Regions from separate parts of the Homo sapiens genome. Here regions 2, 3 and 4 are each linked to region 1. Evidence: chromatin contacts called from ENCODE Hi-C or POLR2A ChIA-PET data. All regions are on one chromosome and are shown on one strand. The core of a region is the stretch at or near the end of the contact, and the rest is flanking DNA. Distances in the headings are between cores, read along the strand shown.

Region 1 (5,316 bases), core at 1,039-3,538:
CCCTGTTTGAGAATCTTCAGACTTCTGCAGGAGCATTTGCACCTGAAGTACCTGTCCCATTTTTTCCCCTCTGATCCCCATGTCCCCTTGGAGCTCAGATGAAGCCCCACCTGGCCTCTCCAGGTCCCGGGACTCCCCAGCATTGGGGTCTGGACAGCTGTGCAGGGCCCCGTCATCTTGCAGAGGTGATATCGCTCTCAGTTCATGCAGCACCGAAGAGGCAGTAAAGGAGATAAACAGAATTTCTGCTCAATGAGTTGATGATAATAATAAATAAGGCCTTTTCTCCAAAGACTTGAAATCTGCTGGCTCATTTCAATGCACAAAATTATTCGTTTAAAAAATTCTCCCCACAGACTTGAAATAGGTGGGGGATTAGTAATCATTAACCCCATTTTGCAGATGGAGAAACCAGGACCCAGCGGGAGCTGGAGCCCACAATGACTGGCAAAGCAGGTGTCCTGACTCCCTGGCCAGTGCCCTATTTGGAGAGGGTACAGTCACAGCCCCAAGCTGCCACTGTAGGCACAGGACCAGAAAGCCATTCCTAGATCCTCAGGAGTCGATACTGAATCCACCACCCAGCTCGCGAACTGCTTCCTTCCTCTGACTCAGAGTTCCCTAAGGCCCAGACTAGCATCTTCTCTTCCCTTTCTCTATCCTTCCAAGACTGAGCAAAGCAAACACAAGGCCCAGAATCCCCTTCTGCCTCCCGCCTCCCCACTGAATGTGCTCAGAACAGGGTTCCCTGAAGGCCCCCGGCACTTGGGGATGGATGATGCTTGGATCAGCTGAACCCCGGCAGGACAACGTCTCTGGTCCAGGCACTTTTATTTTCCAGAAGAATCCTGCCCACCCAGGGAGACTGAGAGGCAGCCATGTGGCTCAGAGCAGGGAGAGGACATCCTTCTCCTGCTCTGCCTTTGACTGTCAGAGCTTCCAGCCTCCGGGTAACCATGGTAATCGGCAGCATTAACCGCAGCAGTGACAGGAGCCTCAGCAGGCCCACTCTGACCTGCTCCACTGCAGATGGTGCACCGCCGGCTTCCCGCAGCTTCGGTGGGGAGCTGTGACCGGCTGCCAAGCCCCTGCTGCACTCACCTGCACACCTGCTGCCTGGGCCCAGAGGTTGCAAAGGGTGGTCTGTTGCCCAGACCCAAGAGTCAATGCTAGAGAGATAAAGGGGCCTTGAACCTCCTGCAACCCTTCACAGGGCCTGGTCAAAAGAGGTCCAGGATGCAGTCCAAAAGCATAGTTGCCACGTCAGCGGAAGCTGTGGGCCTGGGCTTTTTCTCTGGACCCGCCACTTTTCCAGTCTTAGTCCCGACACCAAAGGTGGCAGCCATCCTCCAGTCACCTCAGGAGGCCAGCCCGACCTGAGCCAGTGAGGGCCTCTCATGTCAGAAATTGGGGCCATCCACAGTCATCTTCTGCTCTCTTTACAGGGCCATGCTGAGGAAGCCACAGCAGAGCCATTCTTGACCAGTTGGATGCTGCCACCCACCCACCCCACGGGGCCCATCAGCTCCACTGGCCCATGTGTTTCCAGGTCTCTGACAACAGCTGCATGTCCTGCCAGCCTGATCGTTCTTATTCCTGAGTTCCCTTCCCTCCTTTTAAGCACTGAACGAATCCCAGAGCTGAGCCCCTGCCCAGAACCCAGGGGTCTGTCCTTTGCAGCTCTGAGGGCCAGAGGGGACTGCACACAGGGAAACAAATCCAAGACCTTCTACATTTCTCAGGTCCTTGAGTGCTTCTCTCTGCTCCCAGCCTCCCTGCCCTCCAGAGGCCAGCCCCGGGTTAAACAGGGGTTGCACAGGCCAGAGACCGCATCCCGGATTCCAGACCCACGCGGCTGGAACAGGCTCCGCAAATTCTGCCAAACTATGCGAAGCATTCTTAGGTCCAGCTTCTTCTGAGAAATCTCAAAATGGAGAGGACAAAGGCAAAGACAGTGAGTTTCCCAGGAAGCCCCAAAGCCCTGGCTTCCGCCCAAACTCGTTTGCGGCCCTGGGAGTCCGTGGTGGGGACGGAGAACGACGTGGCACTCCCTCTAGCGGCAAACGTCTCGCACAGAGCCCGGCATCTCTGCGGCCGGAGGCTCGCCTGCCGCATGCTCTCCTGCCAGGGCCACGCAGCCTGCCCTCCTCTCCCGGGGAGGGGAGATCTGCTCAGCAACTCCCCTGTGGCCATGGAAGAGGGGCTGTCGGGTGTCGGGGGAGGAGACCCCCCTCCGGCCTCAAAGCAATTCCCAGCCAGGCCTTCACAGCTGCATCCTGGCGCCTGGGAGGGAGGTCACCACGCTGCCTTCTGCCTTGATTAGGCCGGTAACAGTCAGGAAAGCCCTGGGGCTCACCCGAACCGAGCTGTCTACAGACAAATCACAGGCTCGGAGCTGCTTCACCAAGCCGAGCACAGTCTCCTGTTTCCAGCACTGACTTCCCAGGAAGCCTGGCCGGTTGCCCTGCGCGGTCCCCTCTGGACCTTCTTCAGCCTCTGACACCCCTGCTAGGATTCCATGGTTGGCTCCTGTGCCCTCCACCCCATTCTTTGGGGACACATGTTCTTACGCATCTCTGTACCCCAGCAACCCGCACAGTAATTGTCTATTGAATTCATATAAGAATGAAGAAATAAAACAGTATTTGCTGTTACAAAAGATGTTTCTCCACACAGAGAGTTCTTCACCAGAATCCCCGGGAGGCTCTGCCTGCACCCAGGGAGCTCCATGAGGTCTTCACCGTGCTCCTCCCTTTGTTCCACCCTGTCCTGCCCCAACTAAACTTAGTTGCTTGAGGATAAAGGCTAAGTCTAATCCGTCTCTGGTCCAGAGTCCTGAAGAATGCTGAGAAACATTTAAGGGAGGGAGGAAGAGAGGGAAGGGGAAAGAGAGGGAGGATGGACCCTAATCAAAGTGGGCATTTGACACAAAGCCAATCTCCTTGGTCTGTTTAGCCAGTCTATCTGTCTTCAGAGAGCAAGGGTGCTCTTAACTCCATTAATTAATTAATTTTAATTGTAACAGTTTCACTGAAATATAATTCACATATCATTAGAATTTACCCATTTAAAATACAAGTCGACTGGGCATGGTGGCTCACGCTTGTAATCCCAGCACTTTGGGAGGCCGAGGCGGGCAGATCACCCGAGGTCGGGAGTTCGAGAGCAGCCTGACCAGCATGGAGAAACCCCGTCTCTACTAAAAATACAAAATTAGCCTGGCGTGGTGGCACATGCCTGTAATCTCAGCTACTTGGGAGGCTGAGGCAGGAGAATCGCTTGAACCATGGAGTCGGAGGTTTTGGTGAACCGAGATTGCACCATTGCGCTCCAGACTGGGCAACAAAAGCAAAACTCTGTCTCAGAAAATAAAATAGAATAAAATACAAGTCGGTGGTTTTGAGTGTATTCAAAAAGTTGCACATCCATCAACACCATTTCAGAACATTTTCATTACCTCCAAACATCCACTAGCAGTCGCTTCCCATTCCCTCCAAACCCCTCAGCCCTAGGCAACCACTTATCTACTCTCTGTCTCTGGATTGGCCTATTCTGGACATTTCATAAAGTGGAATCTTACAATCTATGTTGTTTTGTGACTGGCTTCTTTCACTTAGCAGAATGTTTTCAAGGTTCTTCCATGGTGTCCATGTATCAGTACTCTATTTATTTTTATTGCCAAATATTATGTGATAAATACATGGGTTTTTTTGTTTTTTGTTTTGTTTTGAGATGGAGTCTCACTCTGTCTCCAGGGTAGAGTGCAGTGGTGCAATCTCGGCTCACTGCAACCTGTACATGTTATTTTTCCCCTCATTAGTTGATAGACATTTGGGTTGTTTCCACTTTTTGGAATTATGAATAATTTTATTTTTATGATATTAAAAAAATTGTTTGAAGCTTTCCCTGCTTCCAAAGAGGATCTGGGGTAGTCTATCATAAAAATGGTAAAGACATAATAAAATCTTACACTATTCATATGGACATTAATATTTAATATTGAGCTTCCTTGGCTCACTGCAACCTCTGCCTCCCGGGTTCAAGCGATTCTCCTGCCTTAGCCTCCCAACCAAGTAGCTGGGACTATAGGCACACGCCACCACACTCAGCTAATTTTTGTATTTTTAGTAGAGATGGAGTTTCACCATGTTGGCCAGGATAGTCTCGATCGCTTGGGGTATCATGGTGGATAAGACAAATACAGACTTGCCCTTTGGAACACAGGATCCAAGGAGGGAGCATGGCCCTAACCAAGCGGACAACTTGGTATTTCCAAAATGTGAAGTGCTGCAAGGAAAAGGAAGAGGGAGCTGCGATGAGGAACCTCAAAGAAGGCAGAGAACATGCTCACATGAGTGGTCAGGGAAGCCCCAGGAAGGAGGTAGCTTGGAAGTTGAGACCCTAAGAAGGAGCCAGCCATGTAGTCAGAGGGAGGATGATATTTATGGCACAGGGAATCACATGAGCAAGAGCTCCAGGGTGAAAGGGAGCCTAGTGTGGTCCAGGAACAGGGAAAAGCATCGAGGCTCGACTGTGGGGAAAGGGCAGGAGGCACAAGACAGGGTCGCAGAGATCCACGGATGCCTCATGGATCAAGACAGGGAGCTGGAATTTTACTCAAGTACAATAGGAATTCAATGAGAAGTTTTGGAAAGGAGAGTAATGAGAATCGATTTAAGTTTTGAAATGACTGTTGTGTGGAGACTGAATTGAAAAGCAAAAGAAGACACAGGAAACCCTGCTGGGAGGATTTCGTGTGTCCAGAAGGGATGCCTCTATGGGATGGCGGTCAAGTTGGAGAGAAGTGAGGAGACTCAACATATATGGTGGAAGTAAAAAGAACCAGACTACCTGGGAAATTGCTTATGGGGCAGGAAAAAAACCTAAAGAAGAGGGAGGCATCACAGACAGCTTCCAGATTTTAGTTTATGGAACTAGATAAAAGACTGCACCAACTACTGAGGTGGAAAGAATGGAATGGGTTTGGAGAAAGATCCAGAGTTCTATTAGAGACACACCTGGCTTAAGTCGTGTGTGCAACACCCGCATGCAGCTGCCGAGCAGGCCACTGGATATAAGAGGCTAAAGCGCTGAGAGGAGGCCTTCCTGGAGATGCAAATTAGGGACTGTCAGAATCAGAGTGACATTTGCAGGCTTGGTTATGGAGGAGATCACCTGGGAAGATCTTTGAAGCTTATGAAGCGATCTTCCCAGGTACCAAATCAATAAGCCAGTTCTGCCCGTTTGGAGGGAGAAAAAAAATCCCAGATGAGTCTAGCCTTTTGGTGTGTGTAAATTAATGAGTTTGATGGAGCC
Region 2 (5,316 bases), core at 1,413-3,912, 220 kb before region 1:
GTTAAAACACCAGCCCTCTGTACATTCCTACCTAGACTGCACCACCCTCAGCATGGGATGGAGCTGGAGCAAATGACCATGAATATGTAGGAAAAAAAAAAAAGCATGGAAATGTATTATTCTGTCCATTGCATTATACTAGAAACAGAAACTTGTTGCAAAAGCACATTAAGCATGCAATCAGCTGCATTCTCATGCCCAAATAAAGCTATTTTCATTTCATAAAACAAAAGAGCAAGTCAAGTCATTAGGGAAATAGAAATGGGGAACTTAAATGCCTAATTGGAAGCTCTACTGCGCTTGCAAAGTACCTTTGGTTTGTCTAAAAATTCAAGGGAAACACATTGAGCTTATAATTGCAGATAGATCGATGCCATGTTCCTTCCTGCATTAGCACCAAAGGAAAGTCCCTTCCTGTGGGTTCATCTCAGTCCCAGCTACACTGTGTAAACAGCAGTGACAGCCCAGAAGGAAGTGAGTGGGCTCCTGGAAGCAGGGAAAATTGAGAGGAGACCAAAAATCCCTTTCCTTTCCACTGAAGGCAAAAACCTAGGTTCACAGCACATTTCTGGCTCTTTTAGTGTAACTCTTCACCTCACAGTTAAAAAAATGGATGTGTTTGATTTATTTGTTGATCATTTCCTATGTGTACCGTGCAATGCAAGCTAAAGTAGTTCTCGGAGCCTCAGTGACTTCATCTGTGAAGTGCAAGGGTAAAGCGTGGCAAGTGTGTTTAGCCCTAGGATTCCACAGAAATGCCCTGGGAGCAGCTGCAGGGAGAAGATCATGTGGGGATGGACAGGCAAGGGAGGGCCACATGGTGAGACTTTAGTTCTCTACCCCCTGCTCCACTTCAGTGAGATGGCCCTACTTTTATCTGTTTAATATGTAGGCATTCCACATAAGATAAATGGGCAGGGAAAGGTTTCTGTTGCTTAAATACATACATGTGTGCATACACACAAATCCACTGAGCTAACTAATCTCTAGATCTAGTCCCCTAACCTTACGTAGCAACGAGAGAAGCCCTTATTCAACAGCTCCATAGTTTTGTTCAAGAGCTCAGTTACTGGTAGGTTCTCTGGAGTACGTATCCCAGGAGTTCAGAGTGAAACACGTCAATCATTGTTCTTCCTGGGAACGTCAGCCTTGACCTGTCCCTGGATCCTGCACATGTGGTCGTTCTGAGGTTGGGCAGGAGCAATTCCTGCATCACCTATTTTTTTCATCGGGAACTCATCTAAACTCAACTTTTCTCAATTTGTCTAAATCATCAACTCAACTCGTATAAGTTGGAGAAATGAGAAAATTCAGGTTTACTTGGATTTTTATTTGGGTCATAGGTCCTCTTATAGATAAAGTCTATATTCAGAAGTCTCTGTCTGAAGAGGGTTGGAGGGGCATTTTTCAACATACGACTGTCCAATGAGAGGAGCCCGAAGGATCCACACAAACCCCAGGAGAATCTTTTTCTCAGAGCCGAAGTGAAAATTCCCAAAGATCCCCACACCTGAAGGAATGAATCTCTAATGGCTGAATACTGGGGTCTCTGAGTGCAGATAAGAGTCACATCTAAAGCCTTCATTCACAACTGGATCCCTTTCAGCAGCCAGTCCTGCAGATCACACAAGGGCTTAGCCTTGAATTTGCTCATCCCTAGGATGGGTTCACACTGCACTCTGGGTAGCATTTTCCTCAGGCCATGGAAAGTCTGTGCACTCCCACCCCTTTATCTTCATAGAAAAGGAGATACGAAGATAAAGTTAGAAAGCATGCTCTACCCTGTTCTTCAGGAATGACACTCCAGTCTCAGGCCTGAGGTTCATGAAATGAAGAGTGATTGTGAGTAAAGCACTGACATGCACAAGTGGACATCCCTAAGTATGATTAGGTCCCTAGTTGTATTGGAAACAAAACCTCAGGCATATCATGGAGAACACGAGTCCAGTCCCACACTTCATCTGTGCAACACCACTGAGCTTGGCATTTAGGTCTCCATCCTTAAGTGCTGTCTGTTGGAGGCATTACAGGACATGAAACTCACTTGCTCCTGCAGCTTAAATATGTTTGGATTTGCAGGGGCAGCAGGGACTGGTCTGTAACTAACAAAATTCTAGCTTATCCCCAAAGACTGAAACCCCAAATGGAGACAGCATGTCCCCGAAGAAATGGGGAGGAGAAATGTCCTCTCCCCAAAGGGAGAGGAAGAGGAGAAAATGGAAGTAGCAGAGAGTGATACATGGCTAGTCTGGTTCCCTGAACTAGTTATTACTGAGCTGTTTGCCACCTGATCCCATGTATTTTTAAAGCATGCAGTTAAGGAGCATTTATTAAAATGTTTTCAAGCTGTCCTTCTAAAGAAGAAACCCTGACAGGCCACTCAGTATACTGCAAAGGTGGGTTAAATACTATTATCCCTGCTTCAAAGATAGGGAGACAACAGTATAATGGATTACCTTAATTTCCCAGAGACATGCCGTGAATTCATTACTGGGGTGAAAAAAAAAGAAAAAGGAGAAGAAAATTAGACTAAAGAATCCTGAAGCCTAGGCGGTCTTGCCAAAAAAGCCAACCAGTTTGAGGGAAGGAGAAACAAGCACCAAACCTCCGAGGGAGCAGCTCCAAAAACACAGTCCTTACAAACACAGACACCTTCAGGAGCTCCGAATTAAAATGTGCAGTGGAAACAAATTCACCACACACAAAACCGTGATGGCTCACCACTCTGCCTTGCACTGCAGATCGAGAGAGGAGGGAAAAATAATCCAGATCCTAATTTAGTTCAGGAGCTTGTTTTCTTACACTGACAAATCTTTCTAAAAATGATTTCCTGATTAGAGTCAAACGGCTGAGGCCAAAACTCTCTGAGATTGTTGTGCTGTCAGCATGTTAATGGTGTTCCTTAGCAACTCCCTCCCCTCCACTTTTAGGAAGAAACAACACCTCTGCCAGGAATGCAAAGCTGGAGAAGCGACAGCACCTCTGATGATTCATGGCTTGGAAGGGAGGCACAGACGACTGAGGCTGACAGGAGGCTGGCACACTGGCCAGCAGCAGCAAATGCAAAGGCAGGCGCTGGCCTGGGTGGGGAAACTGGGGAAGAGGAGAGGAGAATGAGCTGCCACCATGTCTCTGTATCTCTTAGCTACTTGCAGCTATCACCTGCAATTGAATCAGTTGAAATGTAAAAGGCACAGTAGTGATCTAGGATTAACTCAGCATTTCAGTTTGCAGGACTCTTTCCTTTACGACAGAGGGACCCCAATATTTGCTCAGAACCAATCTTCTTTTCACCACACTTAAGGATGCAAGAAATCGTCAAGAGAGATCAAGTCAGCGAAGAATAAGAAAAAGGGTTTTCTGAACTCATGTTGTTTTCTTTATCATAAACTTGGAGCATCTCCAACTTGGAGAATTGGTTGGAAATAAATGAACATCATAATTTTATTCAGCGAATGATGTATCGATTTATTACACATTGACAGGATGCCAGGTCTTGCCCTTTGTAATTTCAGATCACTTCTTTTAGCAATGAGTACTATTGAACAACCTTAAAGCTGGAAGGAACATAAACTCCAATAATCTCATTGTCCAGATGAGAAAACTGAGGCCTTGGGAAGCTGACTTCGCTGAGGTCATGAGTGATTTATTGGCAGATCTAGATCATGAATCCAAGTATTTCCATCATGGCTACTAATTCTCAGACCAGATGCTTCAAACCTGGGCTTAGACAGTCTCAGTTTGAGAAGGGGAGAAGCGAGATTCAATTTGCCAATATTCCCATCCTTGGAGGAAGTGATATTTATCCTAAGCCAAGACATATTGGTAAATTCTCTAATTTAGTCGGATGATGTCTCACTTTACATGATAAATGTTTCTAAAAAGTTGTATGCAAATCAAATTTTTGTAAATTGAATTACTTTTTTTAAAAGCACAAGACAGATTGCTTTGTAAAGGAACCCTGGGCTGAAAATGAGAAATATTTCTGCAATTTAAATAATAACTACCTCTATAATTTATCTCTTCTGTAAATGTATAATTTAATATTTCTTGGTTTTGTTTAGCATCTCTTGTTTAAAACAAGAAGGATCTATATGCATGCAGCTAGTGTCATCAAGTAGTTTAAAATACATTAATAATAACTAATACTTCCTTCTGCATATCCTTAAGAACTGATAAAGAATTGGTATTCCCATTTGGCAGATGACAACAGTGAAGGCATAGAATAAAGACAGATTCAAGACCATGGAGAAAGTCAATGATGTAGATAGGATACTCACATGGTTTTGCTTATAAATCCTGCATTTTATCTATTGTGATATGTTACTTCCTGCTTAGGAAACTGTGGGCAGCTAGTATCTCCCAGGGAGACATTCCTCACATCACAGATGCAGGGACTCCAAGGAAATTCATGAGCCCTCTCAAAGGCCTAGGCTTTAGGAATCCAGGAAGAGCCTCATACCCTCTGTCCAATCACTTGACTCACCTAGGAAACACGAAAGCCAAAAAAGAGTTTGCTTGATGACATATTCCCAAATCAATCCAGGACAATGTGTCTTTACTAAGTCCCCATCATGCATTCAAACGCTCCTACTGTAGGGAAGAAAATGGGAGAATCTGGAGGCTCTGCCCACAAAGACTCATAGTCCACTTAAAGAGGCAAGGCTCACACACAAAACTGAGTCCAAGTTTACCTGGGTCTCCCTCACTCAATTGTAGATGGTTTTTGTTTCATATTTTTTAAAATGTTATTTCATTTTAAGTTCTGGATACATGTGCAGGACGTGCAGGTTTGTTACAAAGGTAAATGTATGCTCTGGTGGTTTGCTGCTCCTATCAACCCATCACCTAGGTATTAACCCCCAAATGCATTAGTTATTTATCCTGATGCTCTCTGTCCCCCCTGCCCCCCAATTGTAGATTGTTAAAAAGGGGGATCTCCTTCATCTCTGCAAAGTTAGCATCCTGCCTTGGAAAAAATCAGCAACTGGTGAATTTTTGGTCATAGTGAATTATTGCTACTTCATTTTATCAGCCAGAGAGATTGGGAAGGATGTTACCTGCAAACATCTGAAGAGCTTATAGAGACTAGATGAAAGAAACACACATCATTTGTATCTCCAGGATGAAATGATCTCATCTGCAAAATACGAATGATGATAATACCAACCTCAGAGAGTTGCTGAGGCACTTGAGTGGTAAAATAGAGCTAAAGTATTTAGCACGAGTCTGCACACAGTGAGTGCACAATCAGTAGTGCCTATGATTTGCATTATAAGAATCACATACTATGGTTACAGAGAAACTGGTGATAGG
Region 3 (5,316 bases), core at 1,689-4,188, 210 kb after region 1:
TAAGGGCTGGTCCAAGGCTGTGGGACCTTTCTGCAGAGGACCCAGGACTTGTCCCCACAGCTGGCTTCAGGGATGTCAGCGCCAGGTCATTCCCGTTTCTTTCAGAAGAGGTGGCTCCAGCCTTGGGAATGGCAACAGAGGCCAACCTGTGTTGCTGAATGGAATGTGGAAAACAGTGTTGCCAAGGCTCTTGCTTGGCCTTGGGCTGAGCTCGTCCTCCATCGTGCTGGCTGCTCGGAGCCCCTCAGGCAGCCTGAGTCCTGGAGGGCCGGGCCCCTGGCCATGGCTGTGGTAGGAAGGCCATCGGTCCCCATCCTGCTTCCTCACCGAGCAGGGGCTGTGCAGGCTGCCTTTGCCTCTGCTGGCCATTCGGAGCTGCCTCCCAGGAGCCCCCTTGGGGCAGTGTCCGTGTACATGCGTGTATGTGCCTGCATGCGTGTGTGTGTGCATGAGTGTATGTGTGTGCACATGTGTGTGTGTCTAGGCTTTTCTTTTCCTGCTTTCAGAAAAGTTGCCAGAGAAGTTAAAGGCGGGGAGCCCCAGCCCGGCCATTGTGAGGTGGCTGTGGTGCTGGAAAGCCGCGCTCCAGGTGTGCTGCGCCTTTGTCTCCTGGTTTTCAAAACTCCCTTTCAGCCCTGCTTCCCATTAATAACTGTGAGTGTTGCCGGCCACAGAGCCTGGCAGAGGCTGAGACAATGGAGCTATTGGAGGCTGGCTCGGAGCGCACTGACATCTTGCTGCAGTGCCTTATTGATTTTATTTTCCTGTTATGAAAACACCACCCCACTGAGGCGGGGAGGGAAAGAATGTTGGACAGGGGAGAGGAGATGGAGGATTATTTGGGCACGCTGCCCCCAGGCCAGCCAAACACATTCCTCCCCTGGGCGCCAGCCCGAGCGCTGGTCTGACTCAGTGACCTCTGCCCAGTAGGGCCAGCCGCTGGACCTGCTGGCCACATCTGGCAGGCGCTCTGCAGGGCCAGCTGTTGGCCATATGGAGAATGGCAGCCGCTGGAACCGACTGCTCGGGGCTCCAGGTGGGAGAGAGAGGCTGGGCCCGGAGGCCGTCTTGAAAGTGTCTGTCCTTTTAAGGATACATGCCTTTGTAGGGATGGTGTTGGGCTGCTCTGGGGGATGAAGTGGAGGGGCTCGGTGCTGGGGCTCCCCCACAGGGCTGTGCTGCCTGCAGAGCTCCCGCTTTGCTCCAGAGTGGCTTGATATTCACCATCCTTGACTGGCCTGATCCCAAACCACAGCCACATGAGAGGAAGGGAACCCAGTCTCAGACAGAAAACAACAGCTGGGGCAAGGACTGGGCAGGGTGGCCAGGAGGGGGAGAGGGGGCGAAAGTTCATTCCTGTGAGGACAGCCCGCTCCTTGGCATGTCACAACAGAGGAACTGAATTCTGCCTCCAGCCCGGCCTGTTTCCTGCAGGGGCTTGTTTGATTCCCCGGATTAAGCCCTGGTCCCTTGGTGCCCAGGAGCACTGGGTGGGGGGAAGGGAGGACAGCAGTGCTGGCTTCCCGAGCACCCCTGGCAGATTTGGGCCACAGTGCCTTCCCGCCGTTCTAGCCTGGCTCCTGCCCACCCAGAGGCCTGTCCCCTAGCCTATGTGTCTGACCCCGTGCCAAGACCACATCAACTGATGGGCAGGCCCGGGCCCAGGTATTTGCGGTTTCCCCGGTCAACAATGTGGGTCTTTACTGAGCAGGCAAGAGCTGGCTGGCTCTTGCCCTCGGGGAGCTCACGGCTCCTTGTGTATAACAAATCTGTGGCCTGGACAGTGTGACCAGATGACCCAAGAATGTCTCTCCCCCTGAAGTTATTGGCAGGGGAGGCCTAGTGCAGTGGCTACAGCCAGACTTTGGAGACAGACTGCCTGGATTTGAATTCCCTTCTACCGCTTGCTATCTGAGTGACCCTGGACAGGTTACCTAACCTCTCTGGGCGTCACTTCTGTAAAATGGGAAGAGGTCGTTGTACTTGCGAGCAGAGTTGTTGTGAGGACTGTGTGGGTTAAAACCTGTGTGAAGTGCTCAGAACAAGACAGAACCTGGCATGTGGTATTTCGAGTCTCATATTGGTGCTGACCTCCTCCTATCACCGCTGTCACTGTCATCCAGGTGAGGCCTATGGGACAAGGCTCTACCCTCTTAGGGAAAGGTGTTCATGTCCTTTTTTTTTCTTCTTCAGTAGAGATGGGGTTTCACCATGTTGGCCAGGCTGGTCTTGAACTCCTGACCTCAAGTGATCCACCCACCTTGGCATCCCAAAGTGCTGGGATTACAGACGTGAATCGCCGTGCCCAGCCTGAAAGGTGTTCCTTTCTAACCTCACCAAGAGGAAAAGGCAGGTCTTCAGATAAGACACAGCAGCCAGGCCCCAAGAAAGCAAGGAAAGGAAAGAGCATCTCAAACCTACCCCTTGGCTGGGACTCCAGATGCTCCGTAGGCAAGAGGGAGCTGGGGGGAAGAGGCCGTCTAGCGGGCTCCAGACCGAGACTGGTAACAGCCAGGTGACCAAGGGAAGGGAGTTTAAAGCTTTTTTCAGCTGTGGCGCCCTTTCCTCTAGGGAAAGCCCATTGTGGAAACAGCTGAAACTGCACTCCAGTGGATGGTGGGGTGGGTGGGCGAGGTTGGCCGGGTAGAAGCCAGGAGCAGAGCTGTGTCCGAGCTCACCAGAGTGTGGGGACAGCTGCTGGAATGTATCCACCGGGCTTCCTGGGTGAAGGGTCTAGAGCCACATGTGGACCAGAGCCACCCTCGGAAACTCAGCAACTGTCCCTGAGGAAAGTGACTGGGGGACTAGTGTCAGTACTGTGAGGCCTTAGTGTCCCCTCTTGGCTAGGCAGTGCGCAGGGTGAACATCACGTGCCCTGGGGGCTGGGGCATCCCATGCCATCACCCTCCCCACCCAGCCCTGTGGGCCTGGTCACCTTCCCAGGCAGGGGCCGGCTTCTGCCAGGCTCTTTGGGTGAGGAGGCTGGCTGTGCTCCCAGCAGCTGGCCGGTGAGGTGATGACAATTCTTTCTGTCACTGCTGCCTTCAGGCCTGAGTTGGTTTTTCTACTTCTTCATTTGTCTGTGGCCTAAAGATTCCTCACGTGTCTTGAGGAAAGGCCAGTTGGACAAGCAGACTCCTGGGCTGCTGAAGTACAGGGAGGGTCTGGTGGGCTCCCCCAGCCCCGCAACACACACTCATGGCTCAGACCAATCAGCAGCCTCCCCAGGACACAAGTTCCAAGAGCCTAACAGGAGCAGAGTGACCACGTCCTCCAGCCCCTCATTCTACAGGTCACAGTAGTGAGGCCCAAAGAAAATGTGGCCTGCCAAGGTCACCCAGTGAGTTAGAATCAGAACCAGCCTGGGCCAGCTCCTCTTCCCACTCCAGGCTGCCTGGTAGAGCATTCACCATGGTAACCATGATTGCAGCATTGTTATGGTAACTTTTCCATCTGCTCATCCACCCAGCTGATAGCAAGCAAGAGATTTCAGGCCAGAAAGTGGGCACATTTACCTCTGTGGTATAGGTGAGAAAATTTAAGCCAAAGGTTATGTCAACTCAGCATTTCACCACTGCTAAGAGCTTCAAGCTTTTGAGTCTGACAGCACTGGGATTGAATCCTAGCTCCGCCACTTAGAAGCTGAGTATGTCTCTGAACCTCAGTTTCTTTGTCTCTAAGAATTGGGAATAATCATAGAATCCTCCTCATGGGGATGATGTGAGAACTGGTTAAATTAATATGCATAGAAAAGCTTAAAACACTACCTGCCATTTGGTAAGCACTCGATAAAAGTTAATTTTAGAAAGATAAACCATTGACTGGGTCTACCCAGTTATTCATACATTTGCGGGGAAACCTGTCCCCCCCTGGTGGTTGGTGCTGGAGGCTGAAGAAAGGTGCATTGGCCTGTCCCCATCCCCTGTCTGATGTGGCATGAGGTCATGCTAAGGAACTGGGATGGCATCCCATCCCTGGCCCACCACTGTGTGTCTGGGCTGTAAATGGTCAGGACCGCAGGGGCAGGGTGCTCCTGAGAAGCAGAACTGCGACTCCACTGCCAGGCCTGTTTGTGGGCCTGAAGGGAAGCCCCAGTGCCCCACAGTTGCTGCTGCATGAAATTTAAATTATTCTCAGCAAACCTGCTTGACAGATGAAACAGAAAAGGGACGGCTTCATAAAATGCAATTTTGTTCCTGAAAGAATGGACTCTGCAGAATCCTCGCTGATGTCTGTGAAATGTACTGGGAGCTTTTTTTCCTAGTGGTCAGGAGCACTCATGCTGAAACATTCCCATCGTCCCTCAGAGCTAAGCCCTTGAAAATAAATCTAGCTGGGAAGCAGAGCGACTTCGCCTGTGTCGGAGGCCCGAGAAGAACCAAAAGGGGCTATGAAATCTGCAGGCTTCATCGTCAACACTCAAAACACCCGGGTTTTGACATTTATGAGCATTTAGGGCTATCGGGGTGGATATGTGTCATCATAGAGACAACGCTGGAGATGATATCTTCCCCATGCGCTCCAGCTTCTCTGGAGGAATGCTCCCCTTGGGGGAGATGATCTGGGATTTCCGTGGGGATCATGTGAGTGACCGCAGGGCCAATGTGGCAGCCCCTCCTGTTGTGTGCTTCTGGGGCCCATGAATGGAGAGAGGATGCTTTTGCACAGAACTCTCATTCCTCTTGTATTCACATTGAAAATCGAAGGCTGCCTTGCCGAGTGGGCTCAGTTGGGAGAATCATTCAAGCCCCTTTCACCGTGAATTTCCAGACTGCAAGTGATTTTATCCAGAAGACTGTTGCTTTCTCCATGAACAAGAACTGTGATTTGCCTTGTGATAAATTATCAGGGAACAATAACACATTGTGAGATAACACAACCTGTGCATGTTAGTACTGAGCTAATGGGTTTTGCCTGTACCTTAAGTCGCAATTACAGTTTGATTGTGTATTCATTGACTTACAACCCACCTGTCAGTCACAAAGTGTGTACAAAATTGAAAAATGTCATGATTTTCAAAGCACCCATTTCAGAGCCTGCAGTTTGGGCTGAGTGGCCCGAACTTAAATTTCTGATTAAGGAGGCAAAAAGAGGGAAGAAGATGTATTTTGCCACACTTGTAAGAGACGAGCCTTAGTCTGGGCAAAAAAAAAGTCCATACACGGATTCCAAAATAAAGATATCAGAAGACTTCATTGACTGGAGCCAGTTGTGTATGTAAGTTAGCTTTTGCTGCTTGATAATACCCCCAAAACCTGGGGTTTTAAAGCCATAACGGTTCTGTGGTTTGACTGGTCAGTACTGGTCTGGGCTGGC
Region 4 (5,316 bases), core at 1-2,500, 180 kb after region 1:
AGGTTCAGCTGAACATGTCCTTAAAGGAAATCCTTCTGGGTGAAAAATAGCAGAAATGTGCTCCCATCTGTTCCTCATCAGCAGACTGCACTATACTATTTGCTTTCCACGTCTGTGCCCTGGATACTTTCTCACCCTCTTTGACACCTGGGACCATAGAGATGTGAACCTGAAAGAACCAAGTCGCCACGACTCCCAAGTGCCACCTCAGTAAGGGACCTCAACGGGACGACCAAGGCCCAGTGGAAGCCTCGACGGCCCTTGACCATGGAAGCTGCCCAGAGCATCTCAAATAAGTCAGCAGCCTTTCCACTGGGCCTATTCCACAACGACCCCCCACAGACCAGAACCCGCTCCACTGGGGCCATGCCTGGGAGTTACTCCAAAGAGTTAACCTTTCCTGGTGGGAGAGGGGTGGAGGGGAAGGCTGAGGCCATTTGACATGTGCTGCCTGGTCTGAACATGATGCTGTGCTCAGACACTGAATTTGATGAAGTGCATTGTAAAATTTAAAAACAAATTTAAAACTCTATTAACTCCCTGTAATGGCCTCCTCCTGCAGTACATAGACAACACCGGCTCACTGGCAAGGAGAAAAAGTACTCTGGTTTGCAGTGTGCTTGGCTTGAAGCAGAATGGAGACGGTGGGAGCTGGTGAAGGGAATGGGGAGCCCACGCACCCTCTGCACCCAGGGCAGCACCCAGGGCGGCACCCAGGCCCCTGCTAGTGGAGCTTTGTGGGATGTGCATCGCCAAGGTTAGACTTTTTCTTGCTCCTATGTTAAAATCTCACTTTCACTTTCCTTTGAAGCTAAAACACTTCCTTCAAGAATGCACCACTGGAGTGACAAGATTGTAAGATTATCTTAACTTGGGACTGAGGCCTGGGCGGTGGGGAGCTCACTAGAGGCCTGTGGTTTGGGGTCAGCATGGGGGTGGGTGTCAGGTGGGAGGAGGTGTGTTCCCAGCCTCACCCACTACACCCTCTGCACGGGGAGAAGGATCAGGGCAGGGAGACTGTTCGCCACAGGCCTCTGCAAATCGAGGCGCGTTCAGGGTAAGGGGAGGATTGGCCCGGCTCCAGGCTACCAACTGGAGAGAGACGAACTTTTGTTGAGAAGGGAGACAGCCCCACAGCTGTGTGTGCACGTGGGCCGAGAGGAGGAGCTCAGCTGGCGGTGAGAAAGCCTGGGGGCCGAGGGGAGGGTTCCCTCTACGTCTCTGCAACTCACAGGCCCCCAAGCTGAGGAGCAGAAGGTGCTGCCTGGCCTGGTCTTTGACGAGTTCAAGGGATTTTCTGCCAACCAGTGGCTTCCCTGTGTGAGAGCGTCTCTCAGTTTTTCCTGAGCACGTAAAGTGGTTTGGAGATATTGGGGGAGGAAAAGGTGTACACATACGGCAGGCCTGGGGGTCAAAGGCAGCAGAGAAACCATGCGTATGTGTGAGTGTGTGCAGATCTGTGTGTGCACAAGTAAGCAGTGCCTTCTGATGTGGCTGCTTGTGGGCTAGTCCTAGGGCATGGGTTTGATGCGGACTCTTGCATCCAGGGAAGTATTTTTCTGAGAGTTCCCCCACCCTCTGGGGCTGGCATTCTACCCCCTTTGGAAAGAAAGCTGGGATGGTCTAAGCAGGGAGGGGTCCTGTGGAGACTTGTAGCTCCTGGCCCAGCAGGATTCATGGCATTTGGCGTCAGAGAAAACGTGAGCCTCTGCCGGGAGTGAAGCAGCTGATGCAAAACAAGGAGCCCTGGGTCGTAGATGCAGCTCTGTGCAGCCTCTGGGGAGCCTTGGCGCTGGCTCGCAGATCAAAGCTGGGAGACCTGGGAGCTCCCTGAAAGCTCCTTCCCTGGCAGCTGCAGATGGGGTGCGGCGTTTGGGCTGGGTGATGGCATTTGTAACAGTGTGAGGACCCCCCACTCTCCCGGGACTAACAGTGTAAATAAGAATTGGGGCATTTACGCCAATGAAGAGAACAGAATTTCCTTGTGCTGACAATCTAGAAGATCCGCTTGTGGACAGTTGAAATGCTAATTATAAGCTAACTCTGTTTTCAACCTTTGTGAACCCGGTTTGGGCTATTTTGTATCAATAAGACTGCTTTCAGAAAAAACAAATTTACTAATTAACTCCCTTTATTTTAAATACATGAGACTTTCCTATGGTGTCTGTTGTTTTTTTTTTTTTAAAGAAACGTGTGCGCTATGAGGTGTTTCCACAGCTCTTTTTGGGGTATGTAATAGTCCTCCTGATATTTTAATTGATATTTGAACCAAGTAAGGACCCGCCAATAGTTGAAAGTCCCCGGTTTCGGGGATGCCTTTCCAAGCAACCAGGGATTCCTGTCTGACATCCCGCTGAGCAGCACCCATTTTATCGTGTTTCTTCCCACAGCACAGGAAACAGGACAACCGGGGCTTCAGATCATGAGACCTGGTGTTGAATCCAGGTACAATGCTTTGTGAACCTGGGAAGTCACTTGGCCACATTGCAGTTAGTATGACTTACCTTGTAGGGTCCTTCTCATCATTGTTATTTTTATTAGATAAAATCACATTTGTGCAACACCTAGCCCAATGCCTGTTCCTTAACAGGCATTTAATAAGTGATGGTTATTATGTCTCAATGCCTTTGTTGACACATTATGTCTTCCCAGCGTGGAATTTTCCTCTCTTTATTGTTTTCTATTGAAATCCTTTGCGTCCTTTCAGAGGCTACTATGAATGCCCCCACCTCCGAGAAGCCTTCCTGTTTGGCCTTAGCCAGAATGACTTATTTCTTTGCAGCATCACAGATGCTAACTTCTGTTCCAGCCCAAGTTCCCGTCTTCCTTCTCTTCTGCTCAGTGTCTCTCCAGCTACACTGAGCTGCCCCTTTCCTGCCACAGCAGGGCCCAGCTCTGTGTATGGCACAGAGGCTCATAGAGTGGATGTGTTTTGAGTTGTTGAGTGAAGCTGAGGTCCCACAGTCTCTTTGAGGCTCCAGTGCTTCAAAACTTCCCTTGACAGACTACTGTGGGTGACTAGTCAACTGCAGAATTAGAAAGAAAAAACAGTGCCTTTTCTGGTCACTTAGAGCTGAGGGCATCTTGGATTTCACAGCCTAGAACCCCCTGCAGGCTTTTTGGATCCCCTAATCCTGTTGATGCTGCAGCAGTATCGACTGGCCCTAAAAGCAGCTGCTAAAATGCGTCTGGCACAAAGGAACTTTCTGGGCTGATGGAAATGGTCTGTATCATGATTGGGGTGGTGGTTAGGCAGGTGCATGCATTTGTCAAAACTCATCAGACTGTGCACTTAAGATTTGGACAGTTACTTTATGGACATTATATCTCCATAAAATTAGTTAATTTTTTTAAAATGTGGCCTGACCAGACAGGCTGGATACAGGGGCCTGTTGTGGTCTTCCTGTGGCCTTGGGAAATGCAGCTCATGCCAGCATGGCACAGGATTGCTCTGGGAGGAAAAGAGACAGAACAGTCTCTGCATTTGTGGAACTTAACCCTTTAAGTCCTGAGCTAGGACTCCACACACAGGTGCCTCGCCACCCTCTCCCAGGAGACCTCACCCTGGCCTGCCTCCAAAGAATCAGAGCCAAGCCTCACACGGCCACAGGCTGAGGCCTGCCTCTCACAGGAGAAGAGAAGATTAAAATTAATGTAAAATCTAACAGATATTTGTATACCCATGTTAATAGCAGCATTATTCACAATAGCCAAAAGGTAGAAGCAACTCAGGTGTCCATTAATTAATGAATGGATACACAAAATGTGTTGTATACATACAATTGAATATTATCTAGCCTTAAAAAGAAAGGGAATGCTATAGTCATGGATACCTACTACAACATAGATGAACCTTGAAGACATTATGCTAAATGAGATGAGCCAGACAAAGGAAAGGATAAATATGGTATGAGTCCACTTATACGAGGTACCTAGAGCAAATTCATAGAGACGGAAAGTAGAACGGTGGGTGCCAGGGTTTCGGGGAGGCGGGAAAGGGGAGTTATTGTTTTTAGTGGGCAGAGTTTCAGTTTGGAAAGATGAAACATTTTGGAGGTGGATCGTGGTGATAGTTACACAACATTGAGAATGTACTTAATGCCATTGAAGTGTACACATAAAATGGCTAAAATGGTCGGTTTTAGGTTTTGTATATTTGATTACAATAAAAAGAATAAAGAAGAGCAACGAAAGAATCCCAGGCCTAAGGCAGCCTCCTGGCCCCCTTAAATTTCAACATTTTAAATGTTATCATTCAGGGGACTGCTTAGCAGAGGATGTGGTTTCTGGTCTGAGAATCAAAATGTGGGAAACAGAAGCCCTCTCTGACTGCCAGGCCCTTTCAGAGCGACAGGTATCCTTCCTAAATGCCAGGTCCTTTTGTCAAGACAAAGGTGGGTGACCACATATCGCGCCACTGGTTTAACTTGATTTTCCCATCTGACTCTCTCGGGCAACGTGTATCCTGAAGCTGATGATGGAGGGGTGAATTTTACTTTATCGCCCCAGCAACTCCCAGCATCATGATTGGGGTGACCCCATCCTCAAGACCCAAGGGGCTCCAAGCTGCGGAAATTAGAGTACGCTGTGTGGACGGCAGCTTGGCTGTCAGAGCGGGTTGGCTCCTGGCCTGTAATTCAGAATGATACCCGGGTACTTGTCGCAGCAGGGGGCTGGTGCCGGCCTGAGCAGGCCTGCCGTGGAGAGTTTAAAGGAGGCTGACTCTCCCCGTTTTGCCTCAGGGACCATTTTTGATTTGTTCTTTGAATGGCAGAAGGCCTGGCCCATCAAACTCACAGGCAACCCTTCCCATGCTCAGAGGAGAGAGAGCTCGGCACAGCAGCCTGTGAAGGGGGCTGCCAACCTTTTCGTTTATAAAATACTGCTGGATTCTTGAGTCCTGATCTCTCTCCGTGAAGGTTTGCTGCAGTCAGGCCGTTAGGAGGACAAAGAAAGAATCTATTGGAAGGGCCCGAGCCTGTGCTGTGAAAAGAAGCTCTGTACTGTTTATGTTCTGGTTGATGTAGATAAGTAGGTACCATGCCTATAGTAAAGGAAAGAGAGTGACATTCTGAGACAAACTTCTGGTTCCCTTCCTACTAACGAAATAGCGAAAGACAGATCTCACACACACACACACACACACACACACACTCTCTCTCTCCCTCTCTCGCTCTCTCTCTCTCCCTCTCTCGCTCTCTCTCCTTCAGGTGTGGTGTAAAGGGCTGTTCTGGACCTGCTGGCATCCCCATTTTGTCCGTTACGTCCCTGTTCTTGGCAGAAACTTGAGGTGCACATGCTACTCTGGTCCCACGC

Evidence for each region. Hi-C counts contacts between places; a loop is a spot of excess contacts on that map. ChIA-PET counts read pairs that join two places held with the same protein, here RNA polymerase II (POLR2A). Pooled maps may share reads with other maps.
Region 2: a pooled map shows a loop between it and region 1 (2.1-fold over the local background). The contact joins two enhancer-like sites. A Hi-C loop is called at or near these places in 2 of 168 maps with a recorded cell type or tissue (Caco-2 and mammary epithelial cell) and 4 of 50 pooled maps.
Region 3: a loop to region 1 is called in a pooled map, with 7 times the contacts of the local background. The contact joins two enhancer-like sites. A Hi-C loop is called at or near these places in 4 of 168 maps with a recorded cell type or tissue (CD4-positive, alpha-beta T cell, Caco-2, Calu3 and 1 more) and 9 of 50 pooled maps.
Region 4: a pooled map shows a loop between it and region 1 (5-fold over the local background). The contact joins two enhancer-like sites. A Hi-C loop is called at or near these places in 1 of 168 maps with a recorded cell type or tissue (naive thymus-derived CD4-positive, alpha-beta T cell) and 6 of 50 pooled maps. POLR2A ChIA-PET finds 5 or more read pairs at or near these places in 1 of 52 experiments (endothelial cell of umbilical vein).

Annotation. Positions count from the first base shown.
Region 1 is chr2:23,349,648-23,354,963 of GRCh38, forward strand. No RefSeq gene overlaps it. Among named protein-coding and RNA genes, the nearest start is that of KLHL29, 33 kb to the right of the region's middle. Within about 2 kb of position 2,289, at least 15 of the 41 ENCODE cell types and tissues checked have a DNase peak (open chromatin) inside an H3K27ac peak, as active enhancers do.
Region 2 is chr2:23,132,965-23,138,280 of GRCh38, forward strand. The region is part of intron 1 of LOC107985792 (a long non-coding RNA gene); the gene reads right to left. Among named protein-coding and RNA genes, the nearest start is that of KLHL29, 250 kb to the right of the region's middle. Within about 2 kb of position 2,663, at least 5 of the 41 ENCODE cell types and tissues checked have a DNase peak (open chromatin) inside an H3K27ac peak, as active enhancers do.
Region 3 is chr2:23,563,053-23,568,368 of GRCh38, forward strand. All of the region lies in intron 3 of KLHL29 (kelch like family member 29), which reads left to right. Among named protein-coding and RNA genes, the nearest start is that of LINC02923, 180 kb to the left of the region's middle. RefSeq lists a silencer at 981-1,342. Within about 2 kb of position 2,939, at least 13 of the 41 ENCODE cell types and tissues checked have a DNase peak (open chromatin) inside an H3K27ac peak, as active enhancers do.
Region 4 is chr2:23,531,766-23,537,081 of GRCh38, forward strand. All of the region lies in intron 2 of KLHL29 (kelch like family member 29), which reads left to right. Among named protein-coding and RNA genes, the nearest start is that of LINC02923, 150 kb to the left of the region's middle. RefSeq lists enhancers at 1,229-1,288, 4,152-5,027. Within about 2 kb of position 1,251, at least 2 of the 41 ENCODE cell types and tissues checked have a DNase peak (open chromatin) inside an H3K27ac peak, as active enhancers do.